Regions from separate parts of the Homo sapiens genome. Here region 1 is linked to region 2. A link is a loop called in an ENCODE intact Hi-C map of the cell type or tissue named here. Cell type or tissue: K562. All regions are shown on one strand. Links, peaks and the distances in the headings refer to the core of each region. The heading gives the core; the rest is flanking DNA.

What was found. Peaks named below come from ENCODE experiments on the same cell type or tissue, not always from the same donor. Only the 100,000 strongest peaks of a DNase experiment are listed, where the experiment ranks them.
Region 1: it touches region 2 in a loop (2.8-fold over the local background); 7 of 110 quality-filtered maps call a loop at or near these places.

Annotation. Positions count from the first base shown.
Region 1 is chr22:22,691,222-22,695,608 of GRCh38, forward strand. LOC112267890 (a long non-coding RNA gene) reads right to left here and starts at 2,793. Exons shown (of 3, transcript XR_001755447.1): 1 at 2,449-2,793; 2 at 1,926-2,210; 3 at 1,535-1,856. It also overlaps IGL and the pseudogene IGLV3-24. RefSeq lists an enhancer at 1,605-1,654. In K562, for the core only: no CTCF peak of the experiment used is centred there; DNase peaks (open chromatin) are centred at 1,116 and 1,750; H3K27me3 peaks cover 859 bases.
Region 2 is chr22:22,746,403-22,750,789 of GRCh38, forward strand. It overlaps IGL and IGLV3-16. Among named protein-coding and RNA genes, the nearest start is that of LL22NC03-102D1.18, 37 kb to the left of the region's middle. RefSeq lists an enhancer at 1-280. In K562, for the core only: no CTCF peak of the experiment used is centred there; DNase peaks (open chromatin) are centred at 2,099, 3,129, 3,429, 3,975 and 1 weaker place; H3K27me3 peaks cover 83 bases.

The DNA of each region.
Region 1 (4,387 bases), core at 193-4,192, 55 kb before region 2:
TTGCTATTTCTCTCTGATCCAACATTTTTCAAACAGTATTGCTTGCAACCCAAGGCTTATGAAACACTTTACCAAAAGTTCCACAAGAAAAGCTCAAGTTTCTCATGCACCGTTGGACCAGGTTCATTGCGTGCAGTAGGACCTTGCTCAAGTGATGAGTCCATTTGATGTTTTCACCATCAAGGTGAAGGGTATTATGACTTTTGGGCACTGAGTTGATAGAAGGAAGACAGCAGCTGATGATGGCCCTGCCCACCGATGTGTGTGTGTGGGCAGGACCTATCGATGGATTTAGAAGTTGAGGGAACTGTTTATTCTGCAGATGGAATTTCCAGCACTGAATCTCCACCAACCAGACACTAGCACTCAGCAGGTGCTCTGTAAGAAGAAGCCCTTCACTGCCAATCACGGCCATTACACAGGTGAAGGAGAGGATGATTTTTAACAGCCATTGACCCTCACAGTAAACTGAGGTCAAAACTCTGGTACACAAAGTGACTTTGAGAGAACAGGCTGAGGAAGCAGGTTAATTAGTAGCAGAAGGCTTTGCCGAGAGCAGGAACAAAACAGGGTTGGTGAGGAACTAGTGATGCCATGGTGTGGAAGGAACAAGGCCTGTACCAGGAGCAGGAAGGGGCATGGGAAAGACCACACTGCCACATGTGATGAGTCAGCACATGGAAGGCACAGCAAATGTTGCACAAAGGTTTTTGTGTAATAACCTGGCAAACAGCTGCTTCTCTATCAAGATTGATGAGTCAAAAAATGTTACTGATGCATTGCTGTCACATGTGAAGGTGTGTGAAGAATGGTGACATTCAAGGAAACCTGTTCTCTGCAGACACCTACCCACCAGTACAGCAGACACCCCAGCTATGCCAAGGGCTTTGTCTTCCTCTGGGGTAAGAGCCTGGGAACAACAAGTTGGCCCCTGAAAGGGGTGCCCCATCATGCGCTCTTCATGGCTGAGTTAAGTGGGGAGCTCCCAGAGAACTTTCCAGTAAATGGTCAATCTGTTTGTTCTGGGTGCATTGAGCATGACCCAGGATCAATGGAAGTGACAGAAGCTTAATTTCCCCAAGGCTGCAAGGCGGGCACTGGGAGGACGGCTGAAGCAGTTTAGCCACCACCCCCTAGTGGCTCCAGCCCCAGGTAAGCAGGGACAGTTGAAGGGCCTGCCTGAGCCCACCTGTGTCTAATTAGTTCCAGCATCAGCAGCTGCATCCTGTAGACCACCAAGGAGTGTGTGTGCCCAGCCCCTCACAGATCACCTGAGCATAAACAGGAAATTCTCCTTCTTACACCTGACTGCACCACACATCTGCCCCTTGCTCTTCATTTACAAGACGCTATCACATCAGACACGGACTGATCTGAGTCCCGGGTTCCCTCAGGTTTCTGCTGTCCTCTCAGATCCCCACACACAAAAGACTCTTCACCACAGGGCGTTGAGCCAGCTCTTCCCCAACACTGCCTCTTACAGGTTACTCTTCTCCAATATGATGCGGGTTTGATTTCAGTGTTTCTACATATATACTTTTGTATTTTATTGGGTAAGCTGAGCCCCTTGTACCTGATCTTGAGTCAGGCAGGGGCCACACAGAGAAGAGGTGTTCCTCCCCTGGGACCAGCAGTCCTCGGATCAGGGCATCAGGGACCTGAACAGCAGGTTCTGAATCCACACCTAGACCCAGGAAGTCCCTGAGCCCCCAGCCCACAGTGTGGAGCGGCCACCAGGGGGAAGCAGAGAGTTACCTGGCAAAGCCACCTGGCGATGGGGCGGGCCTGGGTGACAGGGAGACGCTGACATGCAGCAGGAGCCAGTGACCATGATCTCACACCTGGAATGAAAGGGTCTTTATTTTCATAGAGTATTGTCCTTGTGTACTTGACACTCATGTAGAAATTCTAGAATAGGATTTTACCTTCAGCTCTTGCAGATGCTGCCTCTTTCTCTGCCACAGCTCCAGGCACTTGACTTCTCACAGTGCCCTCTCCTCACACACCCAGTTGTGCTAAAATGGTGTCCCTGCCATGTGCAGTGTCCTCCCTGAGGTCACAGGTGTCCCCTTTATCTCCCCTTTGCTCTGGGAGCCCCTGTCCTGCAGACACAGTGGCTTCTCCTTTCCTGGCTGCTCCTCCACTTTCATTGTCCCTGGTCTTTCCGGACTCTCTCCTGGGGAAGCTGCCAAATCATGGCTCTTGATTTCCTGGTGAGTCACAAAATAGTTGCTCATTAACCTTTAGTTGACTTAAGTTCTTAATCATTGATACATTTTCCCCAACAACTGACGACAACTTAGTTATAATAAACATTCACTTCTGGGGGTCTTGGAGTTTGCAGCCCCCTCTCATTCTCTCATGGAGCAAACATTTCCTTCGCCTTCTCATCTGTCTCTGATCCTGACAGCATCCTGGAGATACTGAGGCACAGCAGCTATGACCTACCCAGGAGCTTGCAGCCAAGGCAGAAACTTCCATCACCTCATGGATCTTCCAGCACTCTGTGTGCACTTGACAAATAAGAAATTCCATTGTCCTCTACCACTCAGGAGCTGTGCCCTGCGGTGGGACCTGCACCTTTCCAAGGTGTGTGTTATCATCTGCACAGTGGAGATGAAGAGGGAACCTGCATTGGGTTCTGGAAAGTAACATCTAAAAATATATTTAGACCTGCAACAGAAATCTCCTCTCTAACATAAAATATTTATGATCAGGACACACTGAGAGGCCTAGACCAAAATTAAGCACTGCCCTCCTGAGCCAGGATAGAATGGAGGAGGGGACTGGGGACCCCAGATAATTCCACAGTTACCAGCATGACTCTATGATCACCTCCTGGACCAGATCAAAGATCATCCCATATGAAGGACTTCATATTCCTTAGGAAATACAAAGTCACCTCTGAGCTCTGCTGTGACCAAGTGAGCCCAGGAATGAGGCTGAGCACAGTGTGATGTGGAGATGTCTGCAGAGAATATGGAATCAATTGATAAAGGAGATCCTGTGGGCAAAGGGTGGGAGGGCAAGGCCACCCCTAACCTCTTTGGGTCCCTTGGGGCTGAGTCCTTCTGGAAACCACAAAGCTCCTCCAGCAGCAGCCCCTGACTCTGCTGATTGGCATCACGGGCTGTTCTCTCCAACAAGGGGTTAAGAGAGACCTGGGAGGAGCCTGCCCAGCCTCAGACTTGAGAAGCAGCATTGGAGGCACTTCAGCCATGGCCTGGCCCCTCTTTTCCTTGGTCTCCTGACTCACTGCCCAGGTGCTGCCCCCAGGGTCTCACCCACCTGCCCAGCCCCAGGCCTCCAGGTTCAGCCTGGCCATCAGTCTGAGCTCAGCAGGGCCCTGTGTGTGGTGGGCAGGATGCTCGTGACCCTGCTGCAGGGGGAGGGGCTGGTTGGGCTGAAATGCCCCCACTCTGTGCTCCTGTGCTCATGGGTGCCCTGAGAGCTCTTTTATTCCTGGGGCTCACTCCAGCCCTGGCAAGTAGCAAGATATCCTGGGGTTGAGCCTCTCAGTTTCAAATTTTTTATCTCCCCTTTCCTTCTTGCAGGCTCTGTCACCTCCTGTGAGCTGACACAGCCACCCTCAGTGTCAGTAGCTCCAGGACAGATGACTAGGATCACCTGTAGGGAAAACAGTATTGGAAGTAAAAGTGCTTAATGGTACCAGCAGAAGCCAGGACAGGCCCCTGTGTGGGTCATCTATGGGGATAGCAGGCGGCCTTCAGGGATCTCTGAGATTCTCTGGCTCAAACTCAGGGAACAGGACCACCCTGGCCATCAACAGGGCCCAGGCTGGGGACGAGGCTATTACTGTAAGATGTGGGACATTAGGACTCCTCATCCCACAGTGACAGAGGTAGATGGGGAAGTGAGACACAAACCCCTTCCCCATACGTGTCACTCTTGTCCTCCAGCCCAGGAAGACTGTGGACAAAGCCATGAGCATGGGTTTCCCAATTCACCTGGATCTGAGACCCCCCAGGCTGCCCTTTCCACAGGCCCTCCAGGCAGGCTCTGCAGAGGGGACATCAAGACTGAATTTAGGGCAGAGGTGACCAGGATATATTGAGGTTTGGGGGACTCAGTTGTGATTTGGGGAAATGGGGCCAGAATGGAAGGTCAGGCCAAGGTCAACATCCTTAGTTGGTCTCTGGATTTCCATAGGGGGTGAAGGCCAGTCCTTGGGCTGAATATCCTGAGTCAGTTTCCAGAACTGCCCAGCTCAGGCTCCCATGGCATCCTGCCATTCTCTGAAAAGGGCCCTGGCATGCCAGGTGCTCTGGGTTCTGAGGGAGAGTTGGAATCAGATCCTCCTGCAGGAATCCAGGGTCAGGAGAAGCAGCCTCACCTGACACAGGGACCACAGATGCACCCCCACAGG
Region 2 (4,387 bases), core at 285-4,284:
TGTACTCAGGGGAGTCTCGGGTGGGTGTGGTGGGGCATTTGGGACCCTGGCCCTGGATGGGCATCCCCAGCCTCCTTCAGGAGACACTCTTCAGAGGGACAGGGCTTCTCACCTGCCTCAGGCCACAGCTCTGACCATGGTGCTGTCCACGCTCAGTGACAGGACACTGAGCAGGGGCCTGGCTGGAGTAACCAGGGACCACCCAATCTCTGGAGCTCACATGCTGTGCAGAGACCATGACCCTGGGACCCTTACAGAGACCATGGACCTAACGTTAGATTCTCAGTCCAGTGTGGTTTTCTGCTGCTTTTTGCAAGTTTACATAAAATATTGATGAGAAAAACATGAATAAATAACAGACAAGTTGACGGTGCTGATTGCTAATCTCTTGTGGCAATGAGGGGTGATGTAGCAGGAGCAGCACCACGACTGAAATGAGACCAGATGCCATGTTGACTCCACAGGGGTGTGTGGTTGCTTAAATGACCCAAATATTCCCACTGAATAATCAGCAAGTGTCCTAATGACACAGCACAGCATTTAGATGAAATGAACAAGAGGGGACTGAGTCTGAGGGACCAGGAGGAGGAAGATCATGGGTCCCTGGGCCACCTGCTGCTGAGTCAGGTGTCATCATGATCTCTCCACAGAGCCCAGCTCAGCCCCATGGCCAACCTCCTGGAAGGTCCACAGCTCTGCTGAGCCTGGCCCAGGACAGACCCCAGGTCAGCGAGGTTTGGGACAGTGGTCATGAGGTTAATTCCCACAAAGGTCTATGATCACAGGGCTTGAAGGCTGCAGCTGATTTTCTAACCAGAGACCCTGCTTGTTCCTCCTGTTGCCTGTGCTGCCCTCACAGCTGGTTTGAGAGACATCTCTCCAGGAAGAGCCACAGAGGATGTAAATTTGCATAAACGCTTAACACTGACTGCCCCCGAAAGCCTGAGAGGGAATAAGAGAGGCCTGCGGAGCCCAACTGTTCTGTGGGTCCAGGAGGCACAGCTCTGGGAATCTCACCATGGCCTGGATCCCTCTCCTGCTCCCCCTCCTCACTCTCTGCACAGGTGCTGACCCCAGGCCCTTCCCCAGGCTCAGTCCCCACAGATTCCAAGTTGAGCCTGACCTGAATCCTGAGCAAAGCCCAGACACAGCCTCTGGGTGGGACTCCTGGAAATGGGTCCTTTGTCTTCAAGCCCCCTCTCTTGTTCTTCCTTGCAGGCTCTGAGGCCTCCTATGAGCTGACACAGCCACCCTCGGTGTCAGTGTCCCTAGGACAGATGGCCAGGATCACCTGCTCTGGAGAAGCATTGCCAAAAAAATATGCTTATTGGTACCAGCAGAAGCCAGGCCAGTTCCCTGTGCTGGTGATATATAAAGACAGCGAGAGGCCCTCAGGGATCCCTGAGCGATTCTCTGGCTCCAGCTCAGGGACAATAGTCACATTGACCATCAGTGGAGTCCAGGCAGAAGACGAGGCTGACTATTACTGTCTATCAGCAGACAGCAGTGGTACTTATCCCACAGTGACACAAGGAGACAGGGAAGTGAAACATAAACCCCTCCCCCTCTATTTCATCCCCTTCCTTCTGCCCCAGGAGGACTGTGGACAAAGCCATGAGCAGGCTTGGCCAAATTCACCCAAATTTGAACCCCCAGGCTGCCCTTCCCTCCAGCCCTCCAGGCAGGCGCTGCAAAGGAGTCAGTCTGCAGTGGATTTGTGCCTGGCAGGCCTGGCAGTCCTGTGTTTCTTTGCCTGGGGTTTGAGTTGTTGATGGAGGGTCTGACTGGAAAGACAGACACAGGGAGACATCCATGCAGGCATGTCCAGAGGGATGTGGGGAACTCTCAGGTCTCAGTTCAGTGCAGTCATTGTTGTATCCTCTGGGAAAGCATTCCTCCAGTGCACCTAAGACCTCTAGACCCACAGAGCCTGAGGTCGGGATGAGAGAATGTCAAATTTTTGCTGATGGATCACTAAAGGCATTTTTGAGTGGAGCCACTACAATTTACTCCTTGATTCTGGACTCGTGGATCCTGACTGTGGGAGAAACAGCACCATCTATTGGGCACTGATGCACAGCACATGCCCCATCCTGGAAGACATTGCCCAACCCTACACATACTTGCCACTTGCCTGGTGCAGTAATGGAGTCTCCATGCAGTCATTAAACCATTCATATAAGCCACATGTCTCAGAATGTTGGGGACAAGAGTAAGAATCTTGAATGCCAGGAGAAAAGGCCCATAGCCCTTTATTTGCGGTGAAACGAGTTCCTTGGTCAGAACCTCCTGTGGAATACCATCGTGATGGGTGCATCATTCTGTAATCCAGAGATAACAGTTTTGGCAGAAGCATTGCTGTCAATGAAAGCAAATCCTCTGTACATGCCAATGCTAGTAAGGAAAAAGAGCTGTCTCTCCCATGATGGAAGAGCTCTAATGAAATTAATATCAAGCAGGCCCCTGGCTGTTTTCCACAGAGAAGGTCATCCTATAGGGATGCCTGTGTTGGTCTCTGCTGTTGACAGATTGTCACCCAGCAGTGGCTTCAGCCAGGCCAGCTCCAGTTAGTGGAAATTCACATTGATGAGCCCATTATCAGCCTCTATCCCTGCCACCATGGCCACATTTTTTTGGAGTCTGTTGGACAATGACAGGAGTGGTTGACGGAGGCTGCCTGGTGTCCATAGAACAGGTCACCCTACTCACCTGATTAGCAAAATCACTTCATTTTCACAGAAGACTTAGTGAGTATTTATATATGGAAAAAAATTCTCATGCTTTTTGCCCACTGGAGGAGGTCTACTCACACATCTCTCCCCCTGACATATTTGTGATCAGTATTCCTGTTGTATCTCTCCCAAGTTCCTGAACATCCTTGACCATATTCCAGGACCCTGAGTCACAGCCCATGAATTAGGAACCTCTGCCCATCTCTTTGCAGGTGACATGAGCCAATTACACTGCTTAAAATTCTGCTTTAAGGAGAATGTTCTTCCACCACTGCTGTTCAGGGATTCTCAGAGGCCAGGTGGAGTACTAGCACCGTTCACACCAGTGGTGGATGCATGTCCTGCAGAAACATCTGTAACCCCAGCCTAATTGCCTCCTACTAGGCAGCTGATCTCAGGGAGCCACTCTGGAGGCCAAGGCTGTAGGGTGAGAGGAAGGCATGGTGCAGGGCTTGGGTCATGTCTGTTTGGCCAACTCTTCACGCAACTTACTTGGCCCTCGTAACCTAATCCCTCAAGTCACAAATACATCCCTGCCGTGTGATTGGGGAGCTGCCTAAAATGGCCACCCGGGACTGTGTTTCAGACGAAATCCAGCATATCAGCAACTTGAGTCTCGTGGTGAGCTCTGTGGCCACAATCACACAGAGCCTCTGCCAAGGCTCAGGAGCCCTCGCAGTCTTTCTCAAATGGTGTTTTCTGCTCATTCAAAACAAAATAAGTAGGGGGGGGGGCTGCTCACGTGCTTCCAGTCTGGGACACTAGGACCACCTAAACCACACCCACGATCTTGTCTGATTATTTTGATTCCTTGTTGGCTCAGTTATGCATTATGGCAACCAAACCACAGTGTCATTGGCCATAAAATGCCAATCCTTGGTCCCCACCTACCCTGGGATCCCCTCAACCACATCTTGCTACCCAGTTAAGGTTTCAGCAACACTGAGAAAAATGTATTTTTATATTGAGAGAGGAAACATTCTTTCAATTGTGAAAAATTTATAAGGCAGGAATGTGAAAATATTTTAAAAGACATTTTACAAAGGGTGAAAGACCCTCCATTAAACCACTCAATATATGACACTGTAATTGGCCTCCCAAACCCTGACTTCAGCTCTGGGTTGGGACCTTCTGTAAAGGGGCCTTTCATCCTCAAGCCCTCCTCTCCTCTCCTCTCCTCTCCTCTCCTCTCCTCTCCTCTCCTCTCCTCTCCTCTGCTCTCCTCTCCTCTCAGCCTGTGCCTCCTACATACAGAGACAGCTGCTCTCAGTCTTGGTGGCCCTGAGACTGACAACCATGATCACATGCTCTGGAGATAAACTCAGGATAAACATACACTTAGGAACCAGCAGATGCCAGGCCAGGCCTCGGTGCTTGTAATCTGGTATAACAGCAAGTGACCCTCAGGGACCTCTGCCCAATTCTTAGGCTCCAAATCAAGGAACATGGCCACCATGACCATTAGTGGGGCCCAGGCCCGCGACAAGGCTGACTATTACTATACTGCAGATAATAACAGTGGGAGCAGCTGGCAGGGACTCATAGTAACACAGAGAGATAGGGACTAGCCACAGTACTGTCCCACCTCGGCCTGCCTCTCATTCTCACCTGCCCTCTGAGCAGCTATAGGTCAGGCCTCAGGGTCAGGTGTCCTC